2 separate regions of the Homo sapiens genome follow, and region 1 is linked to region 2. Evidence: chromatin loops called from intact Hi-C (ENCODE). Cell type or tissue: heart right ventricle. All regions are shown on one strand. Each heading gives the region's core, and the rest is flanking DNA. Links, peaks and the distances in the headings are about the cores only.

Region 1 (16,608 bases), core at 8,175-10,674, 310 kb after region 2:
TATCATTTTCTCTATGGTCAAACCATCAGATAATGCATCAGTTCAGTCTTTTTCTTGAAGAGCCTGCTCTTCCTGATCTATAAGCTTTCTGCTTATCCTGGTATTTTCATTCACCCATTTCCTGGGAAATCTGTTTACTTTTCTCTTCTGTTGGTTCCTTCTTCTCCTGATTCTCTGCCTTCTTTGTTTTCCTGGATACTGTCCTTCAGTAATTTTCTCAGGAAGGGTGTGCAAGTGGTGAATTCTTGAGATCTTGCATGCTTACAATGTCTTAATTTTGTCTTTTCGCTTGATTTATAATCTGGCTGGATATAGATGTTGAAATTCATTTTTCCTAAGCTTTTGAAGTAAGTTCCCTATTTTTCTCTAGCTGTTGAGAAGTCTGTTACTATTTTATTTCTTGATATTTTTGTATGTAACTTGGCTGTTTTTCTTTTCTTTTCTTTCTTTCTTTCTTTTTTTTTTTTGAAACTGGGTCTTTCTCTTTGGCCCAGGCTGGAGTACAGTGGTGTGAACATGGCTCACTGCAGCCTTTAACTCCTAGGCTCAGGCAATCCTTTTGCCTCAGCCTCCTCAGTAGCTGGGATACAGGTGCATGCCACTATGCATGGCTAATTCTTATTATTTTTATTTTTTTGTATAGATGGTGTCTCACTTTGTTGCCTAGGCTGGTCTTGAACTGGTGAGCCCAAATGATCCTCCCACCTTGGCCTCCCAAAGTGCTGGGATTATAGGCATTAGCCACTGTATCTGGACTGGCTTTTTTTTTTTTTCTCTGTGGATGTGTTCAGTATCTTTTCTTTATCTTTGCTGTTCTGAAATTTCAGAATTATGTTCCTTTGCATAGTTATTGTTATCATTTGTTATGTTGGAGGCTTTGAAGGCTTTTAAAATCTGGAGATGCATGCTTTGCAATTCTGTAAACTTTTCTTGAATTTTTTTGTGATAATTTCCATTTCACCATTTTATCTGATGTCATTTTCTGGAATTCCTATTACTTAGATTTTCATGTGAGGCTTCTCAAATTGCTTCTCTAATTTCTTTTCAATCTTTCCTTACCTATTACCATCTTTTTGGCTCTTTATTTTGCAAGGGATATTTCAGGAGGATATACTGAACTTTATGTTTATCTAAGCTTTTTATTTTAAATATCCTTTATCTTCCTCTTATTGAAGGATTCGTTCATCTCAGCAATAAACAAAAATTTTTACTCAGAGCAATTTCTCGTTCTTTGACTTTTCCTTTTTTATAGTATGCATCTCCTGTTTCATGGGAGCAATATCTTCTCTTATCACACAGAGAATATTAACTATGATTCTTCGATGTTTTTCTGAGCTGTACATGATCTCTCTGTGCTCTGAGTTTCTTCATAGTCTTTTATGTTTGGTCTGTCTTTCATGGTGGTATTCTTCAAGATTATGGGGATTCTCGTTTCTCGGTTTATGTTTAAATCAGAAGCTGATTGGAAGCTCTGTGTGCTCCTTTTCAAGGAGATATAATTCACATACCATAAAACTCACCTCTTTTTATAATCCTTTGGATATATACCCAGTAATGGGATTGCTGGGTCAAATGATATTTCTGGTTCTAGATCCTTGAGGAATTGCCACACCATCTTCCACAATGGTTGAACTAATTTACATTCCCACCAACAGTGTAAAAGCATTCCTATTTCTCCAGCATGTATACACCATGGAATACTATGCAGCCATAAAAAAGAATGAATTCATGTCCTTTGCAGGGACACGGATGGACCTGGAAGCCATCATTCTCAGCAAACTAACACAGGAACAGAAAACCAAGCACTGCATGTTCTCACTCATAAGTGGGAGCTGAACAAAGAGAACACATGGACACAGACAGGAGAACATCATACCCGGGGGACTGTCAGGGTGAGGGGCAAGGGGAGGGATAGCATTAGGAGAAATACCTAATGCATGTGGGGCTTAAAACCTAGATGATGGGTTGACAGGTGCAGCAAACCACCATGGCACATGTATACCTATGTAACAAACCTTCACGTTCTGCACATGTATACCAGAACTTAAAGTAAAAACAAACAAACAAAAAATAAAGCAAACTCACCTCTTTAAGTTGTACAATTCAGTTGCTTTTAGTATATTCACAATGACTGCATTACCACTATCTAACTCCAGAACATTTTCATTACCCCAAATAGAAACTCTGTACCCATGAGCAGTCACTCCTCCCTCCACCCTCGCCCCAGCCCCTGGAAGCCACTAATATACTTTCTGTCTGTATAGATTTGCCAATTCTGGATGTTCCTATAAATATAATCAAAATAGAATCATACAGAATGGGGCCTTTTGTGTTTGGCTTCTTTCCCTTAGCATGATGCTTTCAAGGTTCCCCCATATTGTGACACGTTTCAGTGCTTCCTTCCCTTTGATTGCTGAGTAACATTCCACTGTAGGATAGACCCATCTATTTATCCATTCATCAGTCGATTGACTCTGTACTCTTTAAAGAGGTTTTTCAAACAACTCTTGTTTTCATTCCTGTTCAATCTCTATCTCACGTGAGCACTCGATGCCTCCTATTTCTGAGCCTTTTCTGGGGCTCTGTAGAACAATTTGTGGGCCCTGCCACCCAACCCTGAAGACGCTTGTGTTTGCCTTGCTACTTCTCCGCTGAGTCATTTACATTTTTCCAGTGCTTTTTATCTTTCTATGTTGGAATTAAGCGTTATAGACGCCACGCCTCCTGGGTTCATGGAAGATGTAGTCTGTACATCTGTTTCTTCTGCTTCTTGTCCTTGTGAGATTGTCAAAAGGAAAATCTTTATTCCCTTATCTTGAGACTGGAAGCCCTCCAATGCATCTCTCATTAGGCTGTGTCGATTCTTTATATTTTTTATTTTTTAATATGTAATTTAGACATTTTATCTAGAGATGGGGTTACCCAGGCTGTTCTCAAACTCCTGGCCAGAAATCCCAAAGTGGTGAGATTACAGGCATGAGTGACCATGCTCAACCTGTGCAACTTCTTTTCAAGTACAGTGTGTGGATCGGATGGTAAGTGCTAAAATGAGTCATTCATGTAATCAATTCATTCAATGCAAACGTATTGACCACCTATGTCTGGGCATTGTACTGGGAAATCAGGTGACAATAACAGAGACACAGTCCCTACCCTCAAGGAACTTCTGTGTTAGTGAGAGATCTAAACAAGCAAACAGACCATTGCAATCTAGTGGTAAGTACTAAGACGGTAAGTTCAGAGAAGGAGGGCACATAGGTGAGAGTACTTAACTCAGACTTGGAATAAGGCTTTCACTTTCCAGAATACTTCCACACATTCAGAGGAATCTCACTAAGTTCTAAGATGAGAAAGCAACCCTTTATCTGTCCTTCCTGTAGTCTCATAACATCTTTCTTTGACATGGAGAGGCTCCCTCAACCGTCCCCGCTCCCTGCAGCCCCTGGGAGACAAAGATACTCAAAACGCCAATGCTGCTTCTGTGGGAAGTTGGCCTGGAGCCTGGCCCTCCTCTGGCTGCTGCGTAGACACCATTCCAGTGATGAAGGCTGGCACAGGAGGCCCCTGGGCAGGGTTCAGGCTTCCAGACAGGCCTGGCCACGTGATGAGTGGTTGCGTGGACAGAAATGTGTTTTGAATCCAACTCTTGTTTGCCGGGTTTATTCTCAGTGCCTGAATGTGCTAGAAGCGAACAGAAGCCAGGATGAGGGCCTCACCCCAGAAGAGCTTGAGTTGTCAGCGAGAATAAACCTGGGGACAGAAGCTAAAAAATCAGGAAGTGTTGTGAACCGAGATACATGACATCAGAGAGTGCTCTGAATGCAACTGCCATTTTTATTTTTCAATATTATACTTTTATATCTTTTCTCCTTTTCCCACGTTCTGTTAACGTAAGATGATAGGGAATCAATTTTGCATTGATATTAGTCCAGGTTAGGGAGGCGGCAGGGCCCAGCTAAATGCCTGCGTCCTGCTCTGGGCCTCTAGAGAGGTGCTGAGTGGTGAGGGGGCCTGGGTGGACGCTGGGCTTCTCCTCAGCAGGGAAGCACTGCCAAGCTAGAGAGGCTGGCTGCATTCTATCTCCCTCCAGGGCAGAAATAGACCTGGGGGAGGATGCATGCTGTATGAGCCAGATTTGGCCACATATATTAGGAAGACATTTCTAATCACAAATGTCTTAATGAAAGAACAAAATGCCTCATGGAGCAAGGATGCACCTTTGCAGTTTAAGTGGAGATTGGAAGCTGTTCTAGGGGTGTTGGTCCTTCCAAGCCTTGACTCTATAATCTCAATAATAATTAAAGAGCAAGTAATATCTACTGAGTGCAAACCATGTGTCACTTTACATATATTAATTTACTTAATCCTTACAACAGCCCTGGAGCTAGGCATTATTATTATTGGCCCATTTTACAGATGAAGGGCCTGAGGCGTACAGAGGTTGCCGTGAAGTTTTTGTTCTTTTTTCCATCAAAGTGGTCTGCAGAGCGAAAGCCATTCTATTACAGGGGTTGAAAGCCTGAGCTCCAGTGAACTTGGACTCTAGAATTTGTCACATTCCCAGCTAAGTAAGCTTGGGAAGTTCCTTCCTGTCTCTGAGCCTCAGTGTTCTCATCTCTGTAATAGGCACAATAACAGCGCCTTCCTATTAGTGCCCTACCTCTTCTTTTTCTTTCTTTTTCTGTCTGTCTTTTGAGATGAGGTCTTGCTGTGTCACCCAGGCTGGAGTGCAATGGCGCAATTGTAGCTCACTGCAGCCTCAACCTCCTGGGCTTAAGCGATCCTTCCGCTTTGGCCTCCCAAAGTGTTAGGATTACAGGCGTGAAACACCACACTCGGAAAAAAAAATCTTTCCTTTTGGCATATTCGCAAACACAGTCTTCATGATGGCCTGTTCTCAGGAGTTCTTGGGAACTGTGGATTGAATCGAGCTGCGTGACCCTGGAACTTTTACACGTGGGCAGGGACTCAGTCTGTGCCAGTGGGCTGTGTAGGGTCACCTGTTGATGCTGAGAGGCAGGAAAGCGAGAAAGGAGGAATAGGTGGAACAAAAAGAGCCAGAACCCGTGAGCATCTTCCTGAGACCTTCCCTTGCCCTCCTGCTAACTGAACGCTTTGCTTTCACCCTGGCAACAAAAATGCCCAGGTCTGCTGGCATCACACATGTCAGATATCACACTGTCACCATTATGATGCAGATGAGGGTCTCCAGTGAAGGCTTTTGTTTTCTGCCTGGTGTTTAAGGCCAAGCCCAGGTCCTGCCCTTCTAGGCAGTTCTGGCTGTGTATGTGCGGGAAGAGCATATGCATTAGTAAGGGACACACTGGGGTCCAAATCCTGGCGTGGCCACTAACAAGCGATGCAGCGTCAGGCCAGTGACCATTTGTGACCTCTAGTTTTCATCTATGAAAGGTAGAAAGCAGCCTGGGCAACATAGTGAGACCCTGCCTCTACTAAAAATTAAAAAATTAGCCAGGTGTGATGGCATGCACCTGTAGTCCCAGCTACTCGGGAGGCTGAGGCAGGAGGATCACTTGATCCCAGAAGTGTGAGGCTGCAGTAAACTCTAATCATGCCCCTGCACTCCAGCCTGGGTAGCAGAGCGAAATTCTGTCTCCAAAACAGAAAGATAAAAAGGGTGGAAAGCACCACGTACTGCCACATGAGGTTGTTGAGTGCATTAAATGGGATAATGTGTGTGAAGTACTCAGTGTAATGCTTGGCACCTAATACATGGTGAGGCTTAATACTTGGCAAAGAATTATTATTATGTCATAGGTAGATAAACCAAGTTGTTCAAATAAGCGGTTATTATTACGCGATAGTGTCTCCTGCCATTTTCTTCCATTCTCTTCCCTTCCTGGTGAAATTCTGCTTTTCTATAGGAAACAGAGCTAACTTAAGAGATGCATACATTCTTCTTTTCTAATGTGTTTTTAAAGAGTCCACATTTTCTGAGGAGCTTTCTGGAGACCATCTGTATCTTCATTCACAGGAGTGCCTCTACTCTGGACATCCAGGGACTTCGGAGAGCTGGAAGCATAAGGACTGTGCAATGACAGAATCTGTGTTTTCTACCACACCCTGCCTGTGAATAGTCCTAATATTTAAAAAGTGAGTAAACGGCCCGGCACGGTGGCTCACGCCTGTAATCCCAGCACTTTGGGAGGCCGAGGCAGGTGGATCACGAGGTCAGGAGATCGAGACCATCCTGGCCAACATGGTGAAACCCCGTCTCTACTAAAAATACAAAAAAAATTTAGCCAGGTGTGGTGGCGGGCGCCTGTAGTCCCAGCTACTTGGGAGGCTGAGGCAGGAGAATCTCTTGAACCTGGGAGGCGGAGGTTGCAATGAGCCGAGATTGCACCACTGCACTCCAGCCTAGCGACAGAGTGAGACTCCTTCTCAAAAAAAAAAAAAAAAAAAAAGTGAATAAACAATATGAAATCAACATAGAAGGAGAAAACAACTCCTAGCCCTATGACCTCAGCAATTCAATTTTATTTGTTTTCCTTTTGTTTCTCCTACAAGTACATAGAATTTTTAGATATCTGGAATCAAAATATTGAATATGTTTTTGTGTTCTTCCTTCCATTTGTAGAATTTTCCCAAGTTACTGCGTAATCTTCATTATAATTGTAAATATGCATTCAAGTGGATGCATCAGTTTATTTAGCCATCACTGTTATTTATGTTGCTTATAATCTTTTTTTTTTTTTTTTTAATTATACTCTTAAGTTTTAGGGTACATGTGCACATTGTAAAGGTTAGTTACATATGTATACATGTGCCATGCTGGTGCGCTGCACCCACTAAGGTGTCATCTAGCATTAGGTATATCTCCCAATGCTATCCCTCCCCCCTCCCCCGACCCCACCACAGTCCCCAGAGTGTGATATTCCCCTTCCTGTGTCCAAGTGATCTCATTGTTCAATTCCCACCTATGAGTGAGAATATGCGGTGTTTGGTTTTTGCATCTTTGCAGACTTAACTATGAATAATTTTTAAGATTACAAGCCGCTGCTTGTAATCTTAAAAATTATTCATAGTTAAGTCTGCAAAGATGCACATAGTTCCCCCATGCACCTGATTTATTTTGTCTCCCATTGAGACCCATTTATATTTTCAGCCAGTGTCACTTTGAGGGTTAGTAAATTTCCTACCTTTGCTGTCAGCTGTGTGAAGTGGCATGCCTTTGCTTTATCTCTAGAATTGTTCTTTAAGTGTCGCGAGTAGTTTGGTTCTGTTAGTCTAGGCTGGGAGAAGAGAGGAGAGGGGAGCGCCCCTGGGTAGGTTGAAATCCAAAGCTCAATGTTGCCTTCAAGTGAGAACATGTAGGAACTGCAGGGTCGGGAGATGGGTCTCTGCCTTGGATGGGGCACTTGAGTTTGGGTGTAGGATTGAGATCTTTAGGAGACACTAATCTGGTTCAGAGATGGACCTGGGGCAATTAGATGACGATCACCAGATAGTTGACTTTCTCGATTCATTTTTTTTTTTTTTTTTTTTTTTACGGAGTTTCACTCTTGTTACCCAGGCTGGAGTGCAGTGGCTCAATCTTGGCTCACTGCAACCTCCGCCTTCCGGATTCAAGCAATTCTCCTGCCTCAGCCCCCCAAGTAGCTGGGACTACAGGCATGTGCCATCACACCTGGCTAATTTTTGTATTTTTGTAGTAGAGACAGGATTTCACCATCTTGGCCAGGCTGGTCTCGAACTCCTGACCTCAGATGATCTGCCCGCCTTGGCCTCCCAAAATGCTGGGATTACAGGTATGAGCCACCTCGCCTGGCTTCTCGATTCAGTTTTTATTCCATTCAGTTTTACGATTTCCTTACTAGAAGAAGAAGAGGAAGAAGAGGGAGAGGGAGAATGGAAAGAGCCACCAAGAATTAAAAACTGCTATTCGCCAGTCTTTTTGCTAGGTGGTTTACATACATCCATGCTAAATTTTATGATAATACTCTTATAACTACTGTTTTACAAATGAGAAAACTGAGACTCGCGAGGTCAAGTTATTTGCCCAAAGTCACCCAGCTGTCAGATGCAGGAACCAGGTCCAAATAAAGTCTGTTGGGTTCTAAGTCCTGACCATTTTGCTATAGCAGGCTGATCTCCCGATGAAACTGTCAAGGACGATGCAGATCCCAGCCCAGGTTGAATTGGCAAATCTTCAAGTCAAGTCTGTGGCTTCGGTGACTCCATGGCCCTGCTATTCTCACCGGAGCTCTGCCTCTCGGGCCCCACTGGAAGCCCTCTATGTCAGCGGGCCAGGGCGCTTTACAAGCACGCAGTACCTCATGGACCCATCCTGGTTCCTCAAGGCAGCCCTGGACAGTTAAATGGCCTGGGCCCCCTGTGGCTCTGGGCGTCCTGGACCTGAGGCTCTAAGGCCGAACCTGCTCCCTGCCCTAGAGAGGGAGGGTCACCAAGCAGTCAAGTGCTGCCAGCCAGCCCTCCTGCCCCCAGGGCTAAGGAGGCAGGGCCAGCAGCAACCCCTAAACTGTCTCCCTCCTCCTTTAAAAACATTAGGTTAAAAAACCAAGAACGTGTAAGAAAGGAAAAGCAAACAAAAAATCTTCCCAATCCCAATTTCCAGATAATTCCTATTAAGACTAGAGGGAGAGAGGGAGATAAGAGAGGGAGAGAGGGGAAGGGGGGGGGGAGAGAGAGACAGAGAGAGAGAGAGAGAGAGAGAGAGAGAGAATACATTCCCACGGCAAAACAGTCATTCAAACAGCACAGAAAGGCAGAAAATAAAAAGTAAACTGCTGGGTTTCCTTCAAGAATTTTCTTGTGCGTGGGCCAATAGACAAGTAATGCATCTAGTTACTTGCACACATTTAGAATCCACAAAGGGGTGGCACTCCAGGCGCGTCCAGCACGTTGCTTTTCTCATTTGCTGCTGCTCCGGGATCTTTGGCAGCAGCAAAACCCCATTCTTTTAAGGGCTGCGCAGAGTTGTGCCGCCCATGCCCGGCTGGTTTGAAGGTGCCCCATGGGCGGGCGCGGACGTGTGGTTGCTCCAGTGTTTCCTAGAGCACTCTCAGCCACGCCCCCGCCACCCCAGCGGCGCTGCAGGAACCAGCCCGCCGCCAGCGCGAAGGTGAGACCGGGCGCCACGTGCTTACCCGGCGGCCTCCGGAACCAGCCCTGCCCGCCGGCTGTGCGCGGATGCCTGCAGACGCCGAGCTGCTGCCCCCGTGTGGCCTGGTGCGGGGGCTCCTCCTGCTCACTGGGGGCGCGTCCCGGTAAACCAGAACCTCAGCCCATCAACTCACTCGTGGGGTTACTGAGGAGGAGAATCTTTGGTTCTCACCGTCATGGCTCACCCAGTGGCTGAATCCCGCTCGCACGTGCCGCATCCAGGCAGCTGTGGAAACTGGTTGAAACCAGGATGGTCAGCTGCTACCCTGTGTTTGGGGGACTATGTGACAGTGCCTGCTGTGTCCCTATTCTGGTGCTAAAAAGCAGGAGCTCTCTTATGCTCACATGGAAAGGCCTGTTGGAGTCAGATAAACTTGGCTCCACCACTTATATGCTGAGTCTGTTCATCCATCCATCCACCATCCATCTATTCGTTCACCCTCCCATCCATCCATTCATCCGTCCGTCCACCCTGTCATCCAACCACCTGTCCATCTATTCATCCACCACCCTTGCATATTTTCATCCACCCTCCTATCAATCCATCTATCCATCCATTCATTCATCAGTCCACCCATCCATGCATCCATCCATCCATCCACCCATCCCTTCATCCATCCAACCATCCACCCATTCATCTACGCATCCATCCACTCACCCACCCATCATTCAACTATCCACCCAACCATCCATCCATTCATCAGTCCATCCATCCATCCATCCATCCCCTCATCCATCCAATCATCCACCCTTTCATCTATCCATCCATCCACTCACCCACCCATCATTCAACTATCCACCCAACCATCCATCCATTCATCAGTCCATCCATCCATCCATCCATCCATCCCCTCATCCATCCAATCATCCACCCTTTCATCTATCCATCCATCCACTCACCCACCCATCATTCAACTATCCACCCAACCATCCATTCATTCATCAGTCCATCCATCCATCCATCCACCCATCCCTTCATCCATCCAACCATCCACCCATTCATCTACGCATCCATCCACTCACCCACCCATCATTCAACTATCCACCCAACCATCCATCCATTCATCAGTCCACCCAACCATCCATCCATTCATCAGTCCATCCATCCATCCATCCATCCATCCCCTCATCCATCCAGTCATCCACCCTTTCATCTATCCATCCATCCACTCACCCACCCATCATTCAACTATCCATCCAACCATCCATTCATTCATCTGTCCATCCATCCATCCTTTCAGTCATTCAAAATTATTTGTTGAGTGTTGATATGGTTTGGCTGTGTCCCCACCCAAATCTCATCTTGAATTGTGTAGCTTCTGTAATTCCCACGTGTTGCAGGAGGGACCTGGTGGGAGATAACTGAATCATGGGGGTGGTTCCCCCATACTGTTCTCATGGTAGTGAATAAGTCTCACGAGATCTGATGATTTTATAAGCGGTTTCCCCTTTCACTTGGCTCTCATTCTCTCTTGTCTGCTGCCATATAAGATGTGACTTTTGCCTTCTGCCATGATCGTGAGGCCTCCCCAGCCAAGTGGAACTGTAAGTCCATTACACCTCTTTTTCTTTATAAATTATTTGGTCTTGGGTATGTCTTTATTAAAGTGTGAAAACAGACTAATACAAGTGTCAACTTGTGCACCTTGAGTGCTGAGCTCTATGACTTTGGATAAGTTACTTTACCTCTTTGAGCCTCAGTTTCCACATCTGCAAATTGAACATAATGACACCTAAATTTTGCAAAGTTGTTGGGAAGACTTAACAAAATAATGTAGGTGAAATACATGGTACATAGTAGATGCTCTGTAAATGGCATTTACAAGTTCTGAAATTTAGAAGACACCTAATCTTGTAGAAGCTTATGTATTAGTTAGGGAGGCCTGACGTAGGTACATAAAGCAATTGGAGAGTTTTAACGAGTATAAAATATTGCAAGACTGTTGTGCATGCATGTGTGTGCTTGCATACATGTGTGTACCAACTGCAGGCCTGTGGGCTGAAGCAGTGCAAAGTGAGGGGCTAGAGTGGACTTCTTCAAGAGGTGAATCTTTTTTTTTTTTTTTCTGGTAGAGACTGGGATCTTGCTATGCTGCCCAGGCTGATCTTGAACTCCTGGCCTCAAGTGATCCTCCCAATTTGGCTGCCCAAAGTGCTGGGATTATAGGTGTAAGTCACTGCGTGAGTCCCTAGTTAGTCTTTAAGAACCAGGAGTGCTAGAGAGAAGTGGAAAGGGTGTATTCGGACAGGGACTGCTCAAGCAAAAATATTTTCCTACACAATAGTGCTTGCATGTTCAGCCTATCAGCCATGGCATTAGCCCAAAACAAAACCAAACCAAACAAAACAAAAACTCACTAATGGTGGGCCCTGTCAAGACAAACTATTCCCTGAGGAAGGGAAGCAGCCAGCCTATTCTGAGATTAAAAAATCAACGAGAGGCACTTTAGCCACAGATTGCTAAATTCACTTAGCTCAGGAGTCCACTGTGAACCTAGACAGAATTTGCTAGATTGCTTGCAGGGGCGGGTTCAAAGATTCTGGTCCAGCCAACAATTATTAAATACTTGCTACTTGCCAATGATTATTAAAGATTGTGCTGGATTCCTCACATACCTATAAGGTGGAATTATTACACTCATTCTCAGAGGAAGAGACTGAGGGTCAGAGAGGATAAATGACCTGCCCAGGGCCACACAGACTGTAGATGTAGTCAGGGTTCCAACCGAGGTTTCCTCCTGATTCACCGGTTTTCTCCTATACCTCCTCTACCTTCTCTCTTATTCTGTCCTTAGCTTCAGGTAAGAACTACCTGAAGCTAATAATTGGGTCTTCCATGTTGTTGGCCCGAGCATCTGGGAACTCTCTCTTCCCTGTCAGGGAGGACATAAGTGGCCCTCTTCATCCAGAATGCTTGGAGGGAACTCAGGAAAACCCCAGGGGATCTCTCTCTCTTTAAACGGTAACCCTGACCACAAGCACTGACTTTTCAGTCTCAGAGTTTATTAAGAAAGCTATGCAGTACCCTACTGTGATCAGCCACAATATTTTGGTTACAACGATTTTTAAAATTAGTTTGTGATGCTTACCTTAGGCTTCTTTACTTTCCTTAGTAAATAAATGTTTTACAACTTAAAATAACTTGTATAAATCAAAGAAAATGAAAGGACTCATAAACTTCTACCATCCCAATATAGCACTTTTCTCTCTTAACAAGTCCTGGACAGAGGACTAGACAGTGATGACGCATCTGGGGCGCAGCCTGTACACCTGCGCTGGGGATCTCTCCCTCGGAGAGGATGGGGAGCGTGGGGGTGGGGCTACCAGGGCAGTAGGGAGGCGGGCTTGGTGCAGGTGGTTTCACGGGCAGGGGTTGAGAAGGAGGGAAGGGGCTGGGCAAAGCATAAAGGAGGTGGAGGGATGGTGAGTTCAGAGGGCAGGATTGGCCACCAAAATGAGTGAATAGTGCACTGAGGAAGTAGATTTCAGGTAAGGAGATGAGTTTAACAAATTCTGGATGAGGGCACCTGGAAGGCAACTTTGAGCATCTAGTTGATGCATCAGTGGGTGCAAAGGGGACGAGTTTTCTTTTCTCTCTTTCTTTTTTTTTTTTTTTTTTGAGACCGTCTCACTCACTCTGTTGCCCAGGCTGGAGAGCAGTGGTGTGATCTTGGCTCACTGCGACCTCCACCTCCCGGGTTCAAGCGATTCTCCTGCCTCAGCCTCTAAGTAGCTGGGATTACAGGCGTGCACACCACATCAGCTAATTTTTTATTTTCAGTAGAGACAAGGTTTCACCATGTTGGCCAGGCTGGTCTCGAACTCCTGACCTCAAGTGATCCACTGGCCTAGGTCTCCCAAAGTTCTGGCATTATAGGTGTGAGCCACTGCGCCCGGCCTGGGAATGGGTTTTCTTAAGGTCCTGGACCAAAAGGAAGATGTTAGGAGGCTCGCAGGGGATGAGGTCATGAGGTCTCCTCACACCTTGCTCAGGAAGCATTAATTGGTCTAGCCCCTCTGAGGGCAATTTGATAATATCAGTTCACACAAAACGCTCACTTCTCTGACTCAGTGTTTCCACCTCTAAGAATGAACATCCCCCAAAGTGCCCAAAGTTACAGGCACAGGGGTGCTCTCAGGGGCTCTGCCTGTGTTAGAAAAAAAAAAAATCGGAAGTAACGTCCACCTACAGGGGACTGGTTTAAAAACCAGTGAAACTCTGTGCCACCATTGAAACGAACACAGTCGCATATGTCAATTGCGTGGAGAAATGAGCAAGTCAAAAGGAGATGCAATGTGCACCTGACTCCAGTTTCATAAAAACATACTGCAAGTAATTCCTGTCTTTGTGCATGGAAATAATTACTTAGTTGATTGTGCATCAAATTATTTATGGGTACATAGGGGTTGTTCATTTTTAAATATTTTTAATATTTCTCTGATTTTAAAAGTTTGTGTCATGTACGGGCGTAAGTGGCTGGCCTGCGATGTCTACTGGTCAAAGCGGGCAGTCTCCCTCTTGGGAGGAAGCGTGGTGGCGAGGTCACCAGGGATGCGGGGTGCACAGGCTCCAGGCTGTGTGGGTGCAAAGGCGGGAGGTGGGGGAAGTAGCTGTGAGGTAGACCCTGGCTGCGTGGGGTGGGGTTGGGGCCACTTCCTTTCTACCTCTCCTGGCAGACCACAGGCTGAGGCTACCTGGGCGAGGTGGCCCCAACACATCTGCAAGGAGCTCTATAGCCCACCAAACTGTTCCTCCTGCGTCCTTTTCATCCAGGCCCCGAGCAATCCTGTGACACAGAAATTATTGTCATCTCTACTTTACAAATGAGAGAATGAGGGCCCAGACCAGGTGAGTGACTTGTCCAAAGTCACACAGCTCTTGTAGAGCCCAACTTTGAGCCCAGGTCCTTGGCTCATCCTCTGTCTCACTCTCTCTGCTTGGAAAGATGCCTGGAGAGTAAGGAGCTGAACTTTGACTCTGATGGGAACCCAGTGAGGCCAGAGGTCAGGCCAGTGATCCAGGAGCATCCTTCCATATCAGAGTTGCAAAGTGGCGGCCCACACAAGGTGCTTTGTTTGATCTGCTTGGTGTTTTTAAGAGCTTTGAGTGAGTTGGCAACATTTATTTTATTTTATTAAAAAAAATAGGAGGTCTCACTATGTTGCCCAGACTGGTCTCGAACTTCTGGGCTTAAGCAATCCTCCTGCCTCTGCCTCCCAAAGTGTTAAGATTACAGGTGTGAGCCACCTCACCCGGCCACCAACATTTAAAAATCAGATTTCATGCTAAATCCAGATGTCCAGCTTTTCTTAAAAATATTGGAGTCCTCATTCCTGTTAAGGCAACCAGCCGGCTACAGCAGCTGCTTCCTTTAGTCTGAGTGTGCTGTGTCCAGGGCACCGCAGTCCCCACCACGCCCTCTTGTTTCCCACCCCTGATCTGCGTCACCATCAAGCGAAGTAAGAGCTGTAGAGATGATAGGTAGGAGCATGGATTGTGGAGCCAGAAGGCCTGGATTTGAATTTTACCAACTGGCTGTGTGACCTTGGACAAGTTAGTTCACTGCCTTGGTTTACAAACCTGTGAAATGGGGACATTCATTTAATTTCGACTAATTAAACCAGTTTTTAACATTGAAAAATCAGGAGATCTCATAGAATGCCTTGAAAAATCAGAAAACCTGGTAATACAGGTCTCAGGGCTGATAGCACATATCTCATAGGGTTGTTTTAAGAGTCTTAAATGAATTTTCCTCCCTCCCCCCTTCCCTCCCTTCCTCCTTCCCTCTCTCCCTCCCTCCCACCCTCCCTATCTTACTTTCTCCTTCCCTTCCTTCCTTCCTTCCTTCCTTCCTTCCTTCCTTCCTTCCTTCCTTCCTTCCTTCCTTCCTTCCTTTCATCCCTTCCTTCCTTGACAGGTCTTGCTCTGTCACCAACGCTGGGGTGCAGTGGTTGGATCACTGTAGCTTCAACTTCCCCAGGCTCACTGTAGCCTCAACTGCCCAGGCTCAAACAATCCTCCTGCCTCAGTCTCCCAACTAGCTGGGACCACAGATGTTCACCACCACTCCTGGCTAATCTTAAAATTATTTGTAGAGACAGGGTCTTGCCATATTTCCCAGGCTGGTCTTGAACTCCTGGGCTCAAGTGATCCTCCTGCTTCGGCCTCCCAAACTGCTGGGACTATAGGTGTGAGCCACCACACCCAGCCTTATTATCATTGTTTTCTAGTTGTGGGTGTTTTCATTTTTGGACTGTTGCTCTCCCTTTACAGTGACAGATTTCTTTTTCTTCTAGAACTACGAATCTTTGTTTCCCTGTGATCAGACAGATAGAGTTTGCAGGGAGGGTTAGGTATGAACCCGTTGGAGATGTTGGATGAAGCAAGGCAAGTGGAGACGATTCCTCTGAGAACCTGGGCTGCTTTCTACCATGGCCACACTTTTGGGGGCTGCCACCCCTGGCTGGGAACCTGCCCTGACCTAGGGAGCCACTGAGCAGGGTGTCACTCAGCGTCCCCAACACCCTGGCCTGTCAGGCTGAGTCCAGTTCCTCCTGCTCAGCACCAGACACCTCCAGACCCTGGAGTCGGGAGGCAACTTAAACAAAGGCGTTTATCTCACCCGGGCTCTCCTGCTGCTCTGCTGGACTGCTCAGCCAGGCTCTGGACAGCATAAAAAGTCAGGCTCGGATGACAGAGGCAGAATTTAGAGCCCTTTTGGATGGCAGCTGGGATCTGAGCTGTCAACCGGAGGCGAGTCAACACACTCAGGCTCGCTGCAGCTCTGCACAGAGAGGGCAGGGCAGTGATGCTGTGCAGAACTCCCGTCTAGTCCGGCTTTTTTCTATTTATAATTTCCCTTGATAATAGAGCCCATTCATTGCCTCCGCAGGCCCCTAATTGCTCTGGAGCAGAGGGATGACAGCCTAATTATTAACTTCACAAAAATTGAAGTTGGGCTGTGTCAACAAAGTCCACTCACTGTCACCCAGATGCGACTCTTTGCCCTTCATGGTGGCAAAGGGCAGTTAGGAAAAAAAAAGAAAGAAAGAAAGAAAAAGGCTGGCGTGGTTCCAGCTTAAGCAGGCTTTTATTTTCTGGCCTAAAATTATTTTGGGGGAGGCTCTACTTAGAGGAAAGAGAATGCCTGTTTCCTCTTTGTTGTAAGCTGTGGTCAGCTGGTCACCATGCCCCCGACTGGAGGTGACGTTTTTGATCTTTGGAAATATGACCTGAGAAAATGTTAAAAGGGACCTTAGCGACTGTGTGGCTGTGATTAAAAACGGGGCCCAATTCAGCCTGCAGATATGTTTTATTTGGCTAGCAGAATATTTAGCAAACTTTTTTGTTTTTTAAATTGAGGGAAAACTCACATTACATAAAATTAACCACTTTAAAGGGTACAATTCAGTGACATTTAACACATTTCACAATGTTTTATGACTATCACCACTACCTAG
Region 2 (16,608 bases), core at 11,557-14,056:
GTCTTATCCTGTCTCCTGTCTTCCTCTTCACTATGTCCAGAGGTTGTCCACTTCTCTTTTTAAAAATTTTTTAAATTAATTTTTTATTTTATTTTATTTTGAGACAGGATCTCACTCTGTCACCCAGGCTGGAGTACAGTGGTGCAAAAACAGGTTGCTGCAGACTCAACCTCCTGGGTTCAAGTGATCCTCCCACCTCAGCCTCCCGAGTAGCTGGGATCATAGGCGCATGCCACCATGTCTGGCTAACTATTTTTTTTTTTTTTTTTTTTTTTTTTTTTGTAGAGACGGGGTCTTGCTATGTTGCCTCGGCTGGTCTCCAACTCCTGGACTCAAGCAGTCCACCTGCCTGAGCTTCCTAAAGTACCAGGATTACAGCTGTGAGCCACCATGCCCGGCCTAAGATCTTTCTTCAGTCTTGGCCAGGTGCAGTGGCTCACACATGTAATCCCAGCACTTTGGAAGGCCAAGGTGGGTGGATCTCTTGAGCTCAGGTGTTTGAGACCAGCCTGGGCAGCATAGTGAAACCCTGTCTCTTAAAAAAAGTGTGTATGTGTGTATTTCTTCAGTCTTGATGGTATTAACAAGACTTCTTCCAGGTGTGTCCTGAGAGTCTCTGGTCATGTAGTCTGTGGTAGATTTTTCACTGAGATATGATTGTCCTCTTCAACCTAAAAATCGCCTTGGAAAATAAGCCAAACAAGCTATACGTAGACATTTTAGGAGTATTGGGGTTCTCTAGTTCTTTATATGTGGTATCTCCTCTATGCTTATTAATCAGAGTCACATCGTACCTGGTGGTTTTTTTTTTTTGAGGCGGTGTCTCGCTCTGTCGCCAGCCTGGAGTGCAGTGGCACCATCTCAGCTCACTGCAACCTCCGCCTTCCAGGTTCAAGTGATTCTCCTGCCTCAGCCCCCCGAGTAGCTGGGTCTACAGGCGCCCACCACCACGCCCAGCTAATTTTTGTATTTTTAGTAGAGACAGGGTTTCACCATGTTGGCCTGGATGGTCTCGATCTCTTGACCTCATGATCCACCGGCTTTGGCCTCCCAAAGTGCTGGGATTACAGGTGTGAACCACCGTGCCCGGCCCCCATGCATGGTGTTTAATAAGCTCTTGTGGCTGGGCATGGTGGCTCACACCTGTAATCCCAGCACTTTGGGAGGCCGAGGCAGGCAGATCACTTGAGGTCAGGAGTTCGAGACCAGCCTGGCCAATATGGCGAAACCTGGTCTCTACTAAAAATACAAAAATTAGCCAGGCCTGCTGGTGCGTGCCTATAATCCCAGCTACTTGGGAGGCTGAGGCAGGAGAATCACTTGAACCTGGGAGGTGGAGGTTGCAGTGAGCCAAGATCATGCCAGTGCCCTCCAGCCTGGGGGAACAGAGCGAGACTCCGTGTCAAAAATAAATAAATAAATAAATAAGCTCTTGCTTTCAAGGAAACCCTAATCTAGTTGGTTTTTGAATAGAGTAGATTTTTAGTACAGTAAAACAGTCTGTGAGATTTAAAATTTTTTTTCTGACTTTAAAATATTTGTATTAAATGTAGAAATGTTGAAATTTAGAAGAATATAAATCTAAAAATCAGTCATCTGTAATCCTGCTTCCTGCCTAATGGCAGCTGTTACCAATATTTATATATATATTTTATCCCACTGTGTCATGCTATATATATGAAATGTGTGTGTATATATACATATATACACATATATACGTATGTATACACATATATGTATATATGACATATAAGTACATATATGTATGTATGACATATATGTATGTTACATATAAGTACATATGTGTATGTATATGATACGTGTATGTATATATGACATATAAATACATATACGCACATATGTAATATATATTATATATATACACACACACATACACTCATATAGTTTGAGTATCTCAAATTCAGAATGCTCCAAAATCTGAGACTTTGTCAACGTGATGGTCAAAGGAAGTGTTCTTTGGAGCTTTTGGGATTTCAGATTTTCAGATTTGGGGTGCTTAGCTAGTAATGCAGATATTCCAAAATCCCAAAAACCCTAAATCCAAAACACTTCTGGTCTCAAGCATTTCGAATAAGGGATACTTGACATATATATGTATATATATATAGTTCAGAGTATATTCTATATGTAGTTTTGTATTCTCCTTTTTCCTCTAAAGCTCATATCGCACATTTCTGTGGGATCCAGGTAAAAAATCTCCACCCAACCATAGCACAACACAGATTTATATCAGAAAAGTAGCTAATTTTTGACTGCCAGGATTAAGCTGCTTTTGACAAAGTTATATGTTTAGCCCATGTGTTCCTGATGGTTAGCTTCCTCTTTATGATCATGCACTACAAATGGAGGGGGATTCTCTTTTGTATTTTCTCTTAGGTAGTTCGAGGACACTACAAAGGTCAGCAAATTGGCAAGGTAGTCCAGGTGTACAGAAAGAAATATGTCATCTACATCGAGCGGGTGCAGCGTGAGAAGGCCAACGGCACAACTGTCCACGTGGGCATTCACCCAAGCAAGGTATGGTCAAGGACTGAGTGGCAGTAGCAGCCATGGAGTGTGTCAATACTGTTCAAAGTTATTGGTGTTTTGGTACTCCCTGCACAGTTGGCTGAGGCAGGCCAGGTGGACTTGATTGATTCAGTAGCTTTGTGATATCATCAAGGATCCAGATTTTTCTTCTCTTCTCTTTTCTGTTTTGCCTTTCTTGGTGATGGCTGTGTCTTTTTTTTTTTTTTTTTTTTTTTGAGACGGATGCTCGCTCTGTCACCAGGCTGGAGTGCTGTGGTGCGATCTCGGCTCACTGCAACCTCCACCTCCTGGGTTCAAGCAATTCTCCTGCCTCAGCCTCCCAAGTAGCTGGGACTACAGGCACACACCACCACGCCCAGCTAATTTTTATATTTTTAATAGAGATGGGGTTTCACCATGTTGGCCAGGATGGTCTCGATCTCCTGACCTCGTGATCCGCCCGCCTCGGCTTTCCAAAGTGTTGGGATTACAGGTGTGAGCCATCATGGCCGGCCGATGGCTGTGTCTTTAAGCTGGTTGCAAGAGGCTTCCAAGTGTTCTAGGCATCACTTCCCCTACCACATAATATTCAGAGGAATAAGAGAGAATATATCTTCCTGTAGCCCTCATGCCTACCTAGTGGAACATGCTATTTTTCCTTTGTGTTCCTATTTTGTATTGTGTTACAGGGTCTGTTTTCCTTCCAGAGTTTCAGTTCCTTAAAAGCTGAATGGCTGAGGTCTTACTTAACTTATGATGTCTATATTGCTCAATAGCTGGTGGGGATGCAGAAATAAAGACCTGTTTTCTCACTCCCAACAGGTGGTTATCACCAGGCTAAAACTGGACAAGGATCGGAAAAAAATTCTTGAACGCAAAGCCAAGTCTCGACAAGTTGGAAAAGAGAAAGGCAAATATAAAGAAGAACTTATTGAGAAAATGCAGGAATAAATAGAACCTGTTGTGCAACCACGGTTTAACCGGAGATTTTGAGGCTAGGGTGTGTTTCTTTCGAACTTTTCGGAATGTCTGGAACATTTCATTTCCTGTTTTGTTACCTGTGCCTCTGTAAATCTACTTTTGCAATTTTAAGTAATAATTTTATGAATAAAAATGGGAAATGCTTCCTAATTCCACATAGTATTTGCATTGTTTTATAAATAAATTCCACTTACTATCAATTCCCCTTTGCCAGTCTTTTCCTATTTAATGTGTGGAACAGCAAAATCGCAGGGGTAGGGTTAAATGGCCCTCCTCTTGCCTGGACTCTTGTGCTGATGAAGTAGAAAGGGCAGGGCTCTAGTCTTATATAGACAGGCCTCATCATCTTGCCCAGGCTGGTCCTGAACTCCTAGGCTCAAATGATCCTCCTGCCTTGGCCTCTCAAAGTGTTGGGATTACAGGCGTGAGCTGCCATGCTCTGGTCCTTGACACAGGGATTTGCCCCACTCAGTAGCAGTTGTAATGTGCACTGTCACATCTCACGCCTGACAGATTGCTCTCTGGCCTCCTGACTTGGGCTTCCCCAGCTTTCTCTCCAAGTGCCAACTAAACCAAATCATGTGCAGCTCCCTGACCAGGCTTATCTTCCCAAAGTTTTGACTTTGCAATTGCCATTTTCATGTGACTAAAAAGCCCCTTTTCCTCTGGAACTAACTTGAGAAACTGGCAGCCTACAGGAAAGATTTAACTGAGATACTGTTTTTCACTATATTTTCCAACATTTAAAATGTGGGAGACTCCACAGAGAATCACCTGCTTCACCTGGCTCCACGGGGCTCTCCCTGTTTTGCAGTGTTAAGTGCAGCCAAGGGCTTGGCGGTTCCCTATCCCACCTGCTCTGCTCCCATACGCTTCTTGCCTGGCCTCCATTGGCCTCCGCATTAGACTCCTGGTCTAACTTTCAAGCAACTAAATCTTCAAGATTTAGTTCCTTTGGCCAGGCACAGTGACTCATGCCTGTAATCTCAGAACTTTGGGATACTCGTGGGAGGATGGCTTGAACCCAGAAGTGTAAGACCAGCCTGGTTACTGAGACCCCACCACTACAAAAAAAAAAAAAAATTAATTTTTTTAATTAGAAAAAAAGATTTAATTCCTTTGAGAGGTATGTAGTGAATAAAAATTTTTAGAAAATGTATCTCCAGGGCCACATCCAAAATCCTCTGTCCCTGTGGGAAAAAAAAAAAAAACTTTTTTTGAGATGGAGTCTCCATCTTGCTTAGGCTGGAGTGCGGTGGCGCTATCTCAGCTCACTGCAACCTCCGCCTCCCGGGTTCAAGTGAACCTCCTGCCTCAGCCTCTCAAGTAGCTGGGATTACAGGCCTGCGCCACCACGGGGTTTCCCCATGTTGGCCAGGTTGGTCTTGAACTCCTGACCTCAAGTGATCCGCCTGTCTCAGCCTCCCAAAGTGCTGCAATTAACAGGCATGAGCCACTGCACCTGTCCTAAAAAAAAACACAAAAAAATTTTTTTCAAGAGAGGGTCTTGTTCTGTCACCCAGGTTGGAGTGCAGTGGTGTGATCTCAGCTCACTGCAGCCTTGACAGCCCAGGCTCAAGTGATCCTCCCACCTCAGCCTCCCAAGTAGCTGGGATTACAGGCATGTGCCACCACACCCAGCTAATATTTAAATTTTTTTGTAGAGATGGGAGTCTCAGTATGTTACCCAGGCTGGTCTCAAATTCCTGGCCTCAAGTGATTCTCCTGCCTTGGCCTCCCGAAGTGCTGGAATTAGACATGAGCCACCATGACTAGCCTAAAAAATAATAATGTATTGATTAAAATGTATCAAACAGCCTTTTATGACTTTCTAGTAATGGTTTATCTGACACACTGGAATTTCTTAATAAATGTTAATTGAATCAGTGTTGTTTCCCATTTTGACTGATGAAGAAAACAAGCTTAGGTTAACTGTCCAAATCACAGCATAAGAAATGAAGCCAAGATTTGAACCTGAGCCTGACTGCATCAAAAGGCCATTCACTTCCCACATTAGCCACTTATCTTTAGTCTTCCTTCCTTCACTCTTGTCAGCCTTTCACTGGAGTCTGATAAGAGACTGCATATTTATGTGGAACAGACAAGAACCTATGTGTTTGCAGCCGGTAGTGCTACTTAGGAAAGCATTATCACCAACTGTCCAGGTCTAATCCTAGCTCTGCCACTGGGCAGTCATCAGCCTTTGAGCAAGTTACTCATCTCTGGACTTCTAAACAGATGATAATACCTGCTCTGCCTTCTTATCTCATCGAAAATGCAAAGATAAAATGGCAAGATCAGATGGGCCGTTTCTGAGTACTCTTTGAAAGCTATGAGTATACAAATGTTAATTTCACTATCATTGTTCAGTTTACTTATATGTCCAATTCTGACATTCACTCTGCACTCAAAGAGGCAGTTATTTTTCAGAAAAGAAATCAGTGAGTTTGGCAGGGCGCAGTGGCTCACACCTGTAATCCCAGCACTTTGGGAGGCCAAGGTGGGTGGATCACCTGAGGTCAGTAGTTCGAGACCAGCCTGGCCAACATGGTGAAACCCCGTCTCTACTGAAAATACAAAAATTAGCTGGGTATGGTGGCGCACGCCTGAATCCCAGCTACTTAGGAGGCTGAGGCACGAGAATCGCTTGAACCCGGGAGGCGGAGGTTGCAGTGAGCCAAGATTGCACCACTGCACTGTAGCCTGGGAGACAGAGCGAGACTGCATCTCAAAAAAACAAAAAAAATCAGTGAGTTCAAAAACCACAAAACTCAAGATGTGTTCTCTGACTTGGCATTGATACACTGAACTCACTGATACAAGGTAGACAGATACTGTCCTGTCCCTGGAGTCAGACAGATTTGGGTTCAAATCCTGCTCTTGTTCTTGGGAGGTCATTTTTCTGATTCTCTGTTTTTCTATTTATGTAAAAAGCTGCCAGACACAGTGGCTCACGCTTGTAATCCCAGCACTTTGGGAGGCTGAGGTGGAAGGATCGCTGGAGCCCAGGAGTTTCAGACCAGCCTGCGTAACATAGTGAGACCCCATATCGACAAAATAATTTAAAAACTAGCCAGGTGTGGTGGCCCATGCCTGTAGTCCCAGCTACCCAGGAGGCTGAGGTGGGGAGGATTGTTTGAACTCAGAAGGTCAAGATTGCAGTGAGCCATGATGACATTGCACTCTAGCCCGGGCAACAGAGCGGAACCCTGCCTCAAAAATAACAAATAAATAAAAGAGTAGGTGCCCACCATACAGCAGCTGTATAATCATTAACATGCTGAGCTATGTATCTAATGAGTATAGTGAGTAGGTTAACTAGTAAATTCTGAAATTTATATTTTCTAATTTGATTCTTGTCTTTGTTCTCAACCAATACATATTTTAGGACTCTAAGAGTTGCATGAAAGTCAGATTTCATACTAAACTCACAGCTCCTTACTCTACAGTCTGTAACCTGGTCTGAGCTCCAGGCTCCAGCCATTACTTTCATTAGTAAATTTAAGTTATGATATCATCTAGGAATCAGACCTGGCTTGTTTTCAGCAACTTATTCCAAGAAAAATGACCAATAAGAGCTTTGAGAGCTGCAATCCCCCTGTAGGTATCCAAATCATACCACACTGCTTATACTGAGCCAGGTTGATAATAATAATGCATGATCAAGAGCAGGAACTAGGCCTCAAGTTGAGTTCTAATCTTAGCTCTGTCATTTCCTAGCTGTGTGACCTTGGGCAAACTGCTTAACCTCTCTGGGCCTCAGGTTTGTCATTTATAAAATGGAGATAAAATTAGTACTTACTTCATAGAGTTGTCAGACTTATTACTTGAGATACTGTGTGTAAAGCACAGAGTGCTCAGGAAGTTTTAGCTATTGTCTTAAAGGAGATTGGCAATGGAATTCGTTCACAGGAACATAGAGAAAAGTTTTTCTCCAGGGAGGTGAGACAAATACTGATTCTTGAAAAAAGGGAAGGGTTTAAGGGCAACAGTGATGTGTTTGGGCTGCTGCAGGAAATGAGGATTGGAGAATGCCAGATGGGTGGGCCTGCCTATCAAAGTTCAGGCCATGGGGTATTAGCTTGTTTTCTGGAATGAATGAATTATACAGTTTTCTACTGACCTTTTCATCACATTTGCGGATGTCCATTCCCTTGAGTGGTTCCCTTCTGCTATTCTGGGAAGATGCCAGACTTTTAAACTTCAGATAACTGCTTTTGAATGTCTGCTTTCACATTGCATAGGCATGAGATGTTCAGCCACATAATTTTCTTTTTTTTTCAGACAAGGTTTTGCCGTGTCACCTAGGCTGGAGAGCAGTGGCATGGTTTCAGCTCACTGCAACCTCTGCCTCCCAGGCTCAAGCGATCCTCCCACCTCAGCCTCCCAGAACTGGGACTATACAGGCACATGCTACCACTGCCAGCTAATTTTTGTAGTTTTTGTAAAGACGAGTTTTCGCCATGTTACCCAGGATGGTCTTCAACTCCTAGGCTCAAGCAATTCACTTGCCTCGGCCTCCCAAAGTGCTCGGATTACAGGCATGAACCACCGCACCCAGAAGCCACAGGACTTTTGACGTGAGTTGGATGAGCAAGTAATTGAATCTTCCAGGAACCAGACAGAACCCAACTAACCACGAGTCCAGCATTCTCTGCTGCTGCTGCAGACTTTGAGCAGTTCCTATCTGATAGTTTACCAGAGTCTTGTTCATTGTCCTTTTAAACTGGTATTTTTTAATTAGATAAGTAGTGCTTATATATGGTACAAAATTAAAAGGTAAAACAAAAAAGTAGACGGTGAAAAGTATGTTTCTTTGTCACCTTGAGTCTCAGTCACTCGGTTCTCTCCAGAGGCACTGTTTCCAGTTTCTTTTGTAGCCTTCCAAAAACAGTATTTATTATATTCATATTCAATTGAATGTTTATTGAAAGTTTGATCCATGAGAAAGTCCTCATGAGAAAAGCAGGCCATCCAAATTTAAACAGCTATATAAGGTTGATTTATTATCTGAACACCATAATTACAAAAACATGCACAGATATGAGAATGTTCTTTGACCATCAGAAATAACTAAATTGGCCGGGTGCGGCAGCTCACACCTGTAATCCCAGCACTTTGGGAGACCGAGGCAGAAGGATCATGAGGGCAGGAGATCAAGACCATCCTGGCTAACACGGTGAAACCCCATCTCCACTAAAAAAAAAAAAAAAAATACAAAAAAATTAGTCGGGCGTGGTGGCGGGCGCCTGTAGTCCCAGCTATTCAGGAGGCTGAGGCAGGAGAATAGCGTGAACCCGGGAAGCGGAGCTTGCAGTGAGCCGAGATCACACCACTGCACTCCAGCCTGGGTGACACAGCGAGACTCTGTCTAAAAAAAAAAAAGAGGCCAGGCGCAGTGGCTCACGCCTGTAATTCCAGCACTCTGGGAGGCCGAGGTGGGCGGATCACGAGGTCAGGAGATCGAGACCATCCTGGCTAACACGGTGAAACCCCGTCTCTACTAAAAATACAAAAAAAAATTAGCTGGGGATGGTGGTGGGTGCCTGTAGTCCCACCTACTCGGGAGGCTGAGGCAGGAGAATGGCATGAACCTGGGAGGCGGAGCTTGCAGTGAGCCAAGAGTGCACAACTGCACTCCAGCCTGGGCGACAGAGCGAGACTCCGTCTCAAAAAAAAAAAAAAAAAAAAACCAAAAAAAAAAAAAAAACACTAAATCAACCACTTTCCAATTTATTCTTGGCAAGGGTGGCTAGTTCTAGAATAGGCTTTTAAAGGTCTCATCTTATGCAGCAGATGATGTCTGAATCTTGTGAAGTTGTGTGTAATTTAGGATTCTCTGTATGCCGACTTATTTCTTGAAATGGGAGAGGCTGTCAGTCGGCGCCACATGTGGGCTGGTGGCTCTGTGGCAGTGGTGGCGGCTGGACTCCGGCACCATGAGCGGCTTCAGCACTGAGGAGCGCGCCACGCCCTTCTCCCTGAAGTACCGAGTCTTCCTCAAAAATGAGAAAGGACAATATATGTCTCCATTTCAAGATATTCCAATTTATGCAGATAAGGATGTGTTCCACGTGGTAGTTGAAGTACCACTGTGGTCTAATGCAAAAATGGAGGTTGCTACAAAGGACCCTTTAAACCCCATTAAACAAGATGTGAAAAAAAGAAAACTTCGCTATGTTGCGAATTTGTTCCCGTATAAAGGATATGTCTGGAACTATGGTGCCATCCCTCAGACTTGGGAAGACCCAGGGCACAATGATAAACATACTGGCTGTTGTGGTGACAATGACCCAATTGATGTGTGTGAAATTGGAAGCAAGGTATGTGCAAGAGGTGAAATAATTGGTGTGAAAGTTCTAGGCATATTGGCTATGATTGACGAAGGGGAAACCGACTGGAAAGTCATTGCCATTAATATGGATGATCCTGATGCAGGCAATTATACTGATATCAGTGATGTCAAACGGCTGAAACCCGGCTACTTAGAGGCTACTGTGGACTGGTTTAGAAGGTATAAGGTTCCTGATGGAAAACCAGAAAATGAGTTTGTTTTAATGCAGAATTTGAAGATAAGGACTTTGCAATTGATATTATTAAAAGCACTCATGACCATTGGAAAGCATTAGTGACTAAGAAAATGAATGGAAAAGGAATCAGCTGCATGAACAAAACTGTGTCTGAGAGCCTGTTCAAGTGTGATCCTGATGCTGCCAGAGCCATTGTGGATGCTTTACCACCACCCTGTGAATCTGCCTGCACAGTACCAACAGACGTGGATACGTGGTTCCATCACCAGAAGAACTAATGGGATTTCTCTGGAATACAAGCTGATATTGCTGCATCGTGTTCATCTGGATGTATTAGATGTAAAATAGTAGCTTTTCAAAGCTTTAAATGTGTAGAACTCATCTAAGTAAATTCTGCTGTGACCAATCCCATGTACTCAGAACATTACCCATCTAAAGCATTTTTCATATCTCAACTAAGATAACTTTCAGCACGTGCTTAAATATCAAGGCAGTTGTCATTTGGAAGTCACTTGTGAATAGATGTGCAAGGGGAGCACATATTGGATGTATATGTTACCATATGTTAGGAAATAAAATTATTTTGCTTAAAAAAAAAGAAATAGGAGAGGCAACATGGCTTAGTGGGAAGAACAGGAGCTACAAAGAGCCGTGTTCAGATCCAAGCTCTGTCACTGAAAACAGCTATGCTTTGGACAAGTTACAAATTACAAGTTACAAGCCTTTTAGGACTGGGTGCAGTGGCTCACACCTGTAATCCCAGCACTTTGGGAGGCCGAGGCAGGTGAATCACCTGATGTCAAGAGTTTGAGACCAACCTGGCCAACATGGTGAAACCCTGTCTCTACTAAAAATACAAAACTAGCCAGTTGTGGTGGCGGGCACCTGTAATCCCAGTTACTCAGGAGGCTGAGACAGGAGAATCGCTTGAACCCAGGAGGTGAAGCCTGCAGTGAGCCAAGATCGCGCCACTGCACTCCAACCTGGGTGAGACAGAGCAAGACTCTGTCTCAAAAATAAATAAATAAATAAATAAACCAAATCTAAGCCTTTTAAAATTATGTACAATAGATTTAAAAATACCTATATTCAGTGTCGTGAGCATTAAATGAGACAGATAATTCAAAGCACCTAGTCCAATGTCTGGCAGGTGGCAATCACTCCAGCAACGGTGGCAGCAGTAGTACTGGTGGCCATACACAGTGCACATTCCATATACACTACTGGGCTAAGGAGTAATAAATCCTGCTAGGGTTTTCAGCTGCCCCAGTAACTTCCAAGCTTCCAGAGTAGCTTGGAAAGGGGCTTTATGACACCATATCTTCGTGACTCTGCATGCCTGTTTTTACCTACAGGACTGAGTTTAGGAAAGAAGGGCTCCTCAGCTCGTTGCACAATAGTGTTTCAGTCAACTCTTGTTTCCTTGATGCTGCTGGGGGGCCTCTGAGGTTTTTCCTCTAGTGGTGCTTCTCAAACTTTTTGGTCTCAAGACCTGTTTACATATTTAAAAACTATGGAGGACCCAAGGGACTTACATTTATATAGGTTATAGCTATTGATATTTGTCATGTTAGAAATTAAAACTTCAAATTTTAACATATTAATTTTATTATATTATTATTATTATTATTTGAGACAAGATCTCAGTCTTCACCCAGGCTGTAGTGCAATGGTGCAATTATAGCTCACTGTAACCTTGAACTTGTGGGTTCAAGCAATCCTCCCTCTTCAGCCTCCTAAGTAGCTAGGACTACAGGAGATAACACCACATCAAAATTGTTTCTTGTAGAGATGGAGGTCTCACTATGTTGCCGAGGCTGCTCTGGAACTCCTGGCCTCAAGTGATCCTCCTGCTTTAGCCTCCCAAAGCACTGGGATTATAGGCGCGAGTCACTGCATCTGGCCAACATATTTATTTTAAATTCATACAAAAAGAGCAACAAGAAACCCATAACATGTTAACATAACATTTATATGAGAAATAGCTGTTTTTTCCAAAACTAACAAAACATGTGGTTGGAAGAGTAACATTGTGTTACATTTTGGGAGAACGCCTTGACCTCTGGTTTAATAGAAGACAAATGCATTCTCATAATACTACTGCATTCAATCTGATGTGATATGTTGTTTTAGATGAACTACAGGAAGAAAATTCAGCCTTACAGAGATTCACAGTTAGAAAAGACCTGCTGGGGTGGCCAGGCATGGTGGCTCATGCCTGTAATCCCAGCACTTTGGGAAGCCAAGGTGGGTGGATCACGAGGTTAGGAGTTTGAGACCAGCCTGGCCAAGATGGTAAAACCCCACCTCCACTACAAATACAAAAATTAGCTGGGAGCAGTGGCAGTCGCCTGTAATCCCAGTTACATGGGAGGCTGAGGCAGGAGAATTGCTTGAACCCAGGAAATGGAGGTTGCAATGAGCCGAGATCACGCCACTGCACTCTAGCCTGGGTGACAGAGTAAGACTCCATCTGAAAGAAAGAAAGAAAGAAAGAAAGAAAGAAAGAAAGAAAGAAAGAAAGAAAGAAAGAAAGAAAGAAAGAAAGGAAAGAAAGGAAAGAAAGGAAAGAAAAGAAAGAAAAGAAAGAAAAGAAAGAAAAGAAAGAAAAGAAAGAAAAGAAAGAAAAGAAAGAAAGAAAGAAAAAGACCTGCTTGGGGAGTCTCAGGGACTCCCCAAGGGTCCTTGGACCACACTGTCCAGAGTCTGATTTGTTTCCTGAAGACTTTAGCACCTTGAGGGCAGACAGTATCTCTTCATTTGATGGGTCACTGAATGGGGACAGTTTTCATTTGGTGTGTGATAAAATGCTTTTGACAGACTGGCTGATAGAGGGAGCTATAGGCTAATGCTAGCCCACATATATAATACTGAGATACTAACTTTTCTCCTTTCACAGATGAAACCAACAGATTTAGACAGAATTGGTGTCTAAAGAGTTACATCCAGCCGGGCGCGGTGGCTCACGCCTGTAATCCCAGCACTTTGGGAGGCCGAGGCGGGCGGATCACAAGGTCAGGAAATCGAGACCATCCTGGCTAACACGGTGAAACCCCGTCTCTACTAAAAATACAAAAAATTAGCCGGGCGTGGTGGTGGCTGCCTGTAGTCCCAGCTACTCGGGAGGCTGAGGCAGGAGAATGGCATGAACCCGGGAGGCAGAGGTTGCAGTGAGCCGAGATCACGCCACTGCACTCCAGCCTGGGAGACAGAGCGAGACTCCATCTCAAAAAACAACAACAACAACAACAGAGTTACATCCCTGGCCGGGTGCGGTGGCTGACCCCTGTAATCCCAGCACTTTGGGAAGCCGAGGCAGGTGGATCACCTGAGGTCAGGAGTTCGAGACCAGCCTGGCCAACATGGCAAAACCCCATCTCTACTAAAAAATAAAAATAAAAATAAAAATTAGCTGGGCATGTAGCACGTGCCTGTAATCCCAGCTACTCAGAAGGCTGAGGCAGAAGAATCACTTGAACTCAGGAGGCGGAGGTTGCAGTGAGCTGGGATCGTGCCATTGCACTCCAGCTTGGGCAACAAGAGCAAAACTCTGTCTCAAAAAAAAAGGAAAAAAAAAAAAAAGAGTTACATCCTTGTACTTCCAGACATTGCTTCTCAAAGAGGCTGCCCAGAAGATAAAGCAAAGGTTAGACACAAAAAGGGATCAATTTAAGACAAAAATTTCCACTTGTTTAAGAAATGGGAAAGAATTCACAATAGCCAAAAAGTGCAAGCAACCCAAATGTCCATCGATGGATGAATGGATAAACAAAACGTACTGTATACACACATGGAATATTATTCAGCCTTTAAAAGGAAGGGGACATTCTGACACTTGCACAACATGGATGAGTCTTGAGGATATTATGTTAAGTGAATAAGCCAGCCACAAAAGGACAAATGCCGTATGATTCCTCTTGAAGGAATCTAGAGTAGTCAAACTCACAGAGACAGAAAGTAGAATGGTGCTTGCCATGGGCTAGGGGGTGGAATATGGGAGGTGGTTGTTTTTTTGTTTGTTTGTTTTTTGAGACAGAGTCTTGCTTTATCACCAGGCTGGAGTGCAGTGGCGTGATCACAGCTTACTGCAGCCTTTACCTCCTGGGCTCAAGCAATCCTCCCACCTCACCCTCCGCAGCAGCTGGAACTACAGGCATGCACCATCATGCCCAGCTAATTTTTTGTTTAAATTTTTTGTAGAGATGGGGGTCTCACTACTGCACCTGGCCAGAAGTGGTTGTTGAAGGGATATGAAAAAGTTCTGGGCTGGGTGCAGTGGCTCACGCCTGTAATCCCAGCACTTTGGGATGCCAAGGCGGGCAAATCTCCTGAGGTCAGGAGTTTGAGACCAGCCTGGGCAACATGGTAAAACCCCGTCTCCAACTAAAAATACAAAAATTAGCTGGGTGTGGTGGTGCATGCTTGTAGTCCCAGCTACTTGGGAGGCTGAGGCAGGAGAATCGTTTGAACCCAGGAGGCGAAGGTTGCAGTGAGCCAAGACCACACCAACCTGGATGACAGCGAGACCCTGTCTCTAAATAAATTAATAAAAATAAATTAAAAGGTTAAGATAGTAACTTTTATGTTACCTGTATTTTACCATTTTTAAAAGGAAAGGGCCTGACTGCGGCAGCTCATACCTGTAATCCTAGCATTTTGGGAGGCCAAGGCAGGAGGATTCCTTGAGGCCGGAGTTCGAGACCAGCCTGGGCAACATGGTGAAACCCCATCTCTACACACACATACACACACACACACACACACACATACACAAGCACACACACGCACACACACAATTAGGCCAGCATAGTGGCATGCGCCTGTAGTCCTAGCTACTATGGAGGCCGAGGTGGGAAGATCCCTTGAGCCCAGGAGTTCAAGGCAGTAGTAAGCTATGATTGTACCACCATATGCCAGCCTGGGTGACAGAGCACGACTCTGCCTCAAAAAAAAGAAAGAAAGGGGCTGGGCATGGTGGCTCACTCCTATTATCCCAGCACTTTGGGAGGCCGAGGTGGGCGGATCACTTGAGGTCAGGAGTTTGAGACCAGCCTGGCCAACATGGTGAAACCCCATCTCTCCTAAAAATACAAAAAAAAAAAAATAGCCTGGTGTGGTGGAGGGCGCTGGTAAATCCCAGCTACTCAGGAGGCTGCAGCAGGAGAATCGCTTGAACCAGGGAGGTGGAGGTTGCAGCGAGCCATTGTCATGCTACTGCACTCCAGCCTGGGCAACAGAGTGAGATTCCATCAAAAAAAGAAAAAAGAAAGAAAGAAAGAGAGAGGAAGGAAGGAAGGAAGGAAGGAAGGAAGGAAGGAAGGAAGGAAGGAGAAAGTAGAAATGAACTTCTTTCTCTAATTTTGTTCTGACCTCATCCCTTCTTAGCTACTCAATTCAGTTGCACAGTTATTTATTGAGCACATTCTATGTATAAAGTCCTCCCGGAAACAAAGATCAGTGAAACAGTGCCTATTCTCAAGGAGTTGGCCCTCTAGTAGAGGGTTGGTCAAGATACATATACAACAAGGCCAAAGAGATGCGCTAACAGGATGAAATGGGTCTTGGAGAAGGCGGTGTTTGGGCTAGAACTTAAGGACCATAGGATTTCTGCTGGGGCTAAGTTTTGGGGAAGCATTATGAGCACAAAGGAGACAAACTAGTTTTCTACATTGCTGATCAGGTTAAAGGCTTAGAATCATGTCCGAAAAGTTGGTACAGATGTTGAAGATTATTGGTCCAGTTTCCCGTTTAATACAGGAATCCATTCTACTTGATGAAAGAAATCAGGAGTTAATGCAATGTGGCTACTGCAAGGAAACCATGGTCCCTGGTAAAGCACATTGCATTTAAAGACCTGCTTTCTATCTTGCTTTCACCTGTAAGCTTTATCATCAAGCTCCTCAACCTCTCTGAGAACTGGCTTCCTTGTCTATTCCAAGCTTGGCGCATACTATAACTAACATATGTGAAAATTCTCAGCAAGCGTTCTAAGCCCTGTTTATCAGCTCAGCACGGTGGCTTATGCCAGTAATCCCGGCACTTTGGGAGGCTGAGGTGGAGGATCCCTTCAGGCCAGGAGTTTAAGACCCACCGGGGCAACATAGCGAGGCTCTGTCTCTACAAAACATTTTAAAAATTAGCTGGTGTGGTGGTGCACACCTGTAGTCCCAGCTCCTCAGGAGGCTGAGGCAGAAGGATGGCTTGAGCCCGGGAGTTCCAGGCAGCAGTGAGCTATGGAGCACCACTGCACTCCAGCCTGGGTGACAGAGCAAGGCCCTGTCTCAAAAAACAAACAAACAAACAAAACTGTTTTACCTTTCTTTTTCTTTCTTTCTTTTTTTTTTTTTTTTTGAGGCAGAGTTTCACTCTGTCGCCAAGGCTGGAGTGCAGTGGTGCGATCTCAGCTCATTATAACCTCTGCCTCCCAGGGATTCAAGCGGTTCTTGTTCCTCAGCCTCCTGAGTGGCTGGGACTACAGGTGCATACCTGGCCAATTTTTGTATTTTTAGTAGAGATGGGATTTCACCATGTTGCCCAGGCTAGTCTTGAACTACTGACCTCAGGTGAT

Evidence for each region. A loop is a pair of places that touch in the nucleus more often than their neighbours do. Peaks named below come from ENCODE experiments on the same cell type or tissue, not always from the same donor. Only the 100,000 strongest peaks of a DNase experiment are listed, where the experiment ranks them.
Region 1: a loop joins it to region 2, with 10 times the contacts of the local background. A loop is called at or near these places in 75 of 110 quality-filtered maps.

Annotation. Positions count from the first base shown.
Region 1 is chr5:173,274,809-173,291,416 of GRCh38, forward strand. It overlaps LOC105377731 (a long non-coding RNA gene), which reads left to right. Exons shown (of 4, transcript XR_941237.3): 3 at 5,996-6,114. Among named protein-coding and RNA genes, the nearest start is that of MIR12118, 21 kb to the right of the region's middle. RefSeq lists a silencer at 9,073-9,212. In heart right ventricle, for the core only: CTCF peaks have their summits at 9,210 (motif pointing left) and 9,411; a DNase peak (open chromatin) is centred at 9,133; H3K4me3 peaks cover 488 bases; H3K27ac peaks cover 964 bases; H3K27me3 peaks cover 614 bases.
Region 2 is chr5:172,966,062-172,982,669 of GRCh38, forward strand. RPL26L1 (ribosomal protein L26 like 1) reads left to right here. Exons shown (of 4, transcript NM_016093.4): 3 at 2,398-2,538; 4 at 3,352-3,710. The coding sequence ends at 3,480. It also overlaps the pseudogene LOC285591. Among named protein-coding and RNA genes, the nearest start is that of ATP6V0E1, 9.4 kb to the right of the region's middle. In heart right ventricle, for the core only: a CTCF peak has its summit at 12,870; no DNase peak of the experiment used is centred there.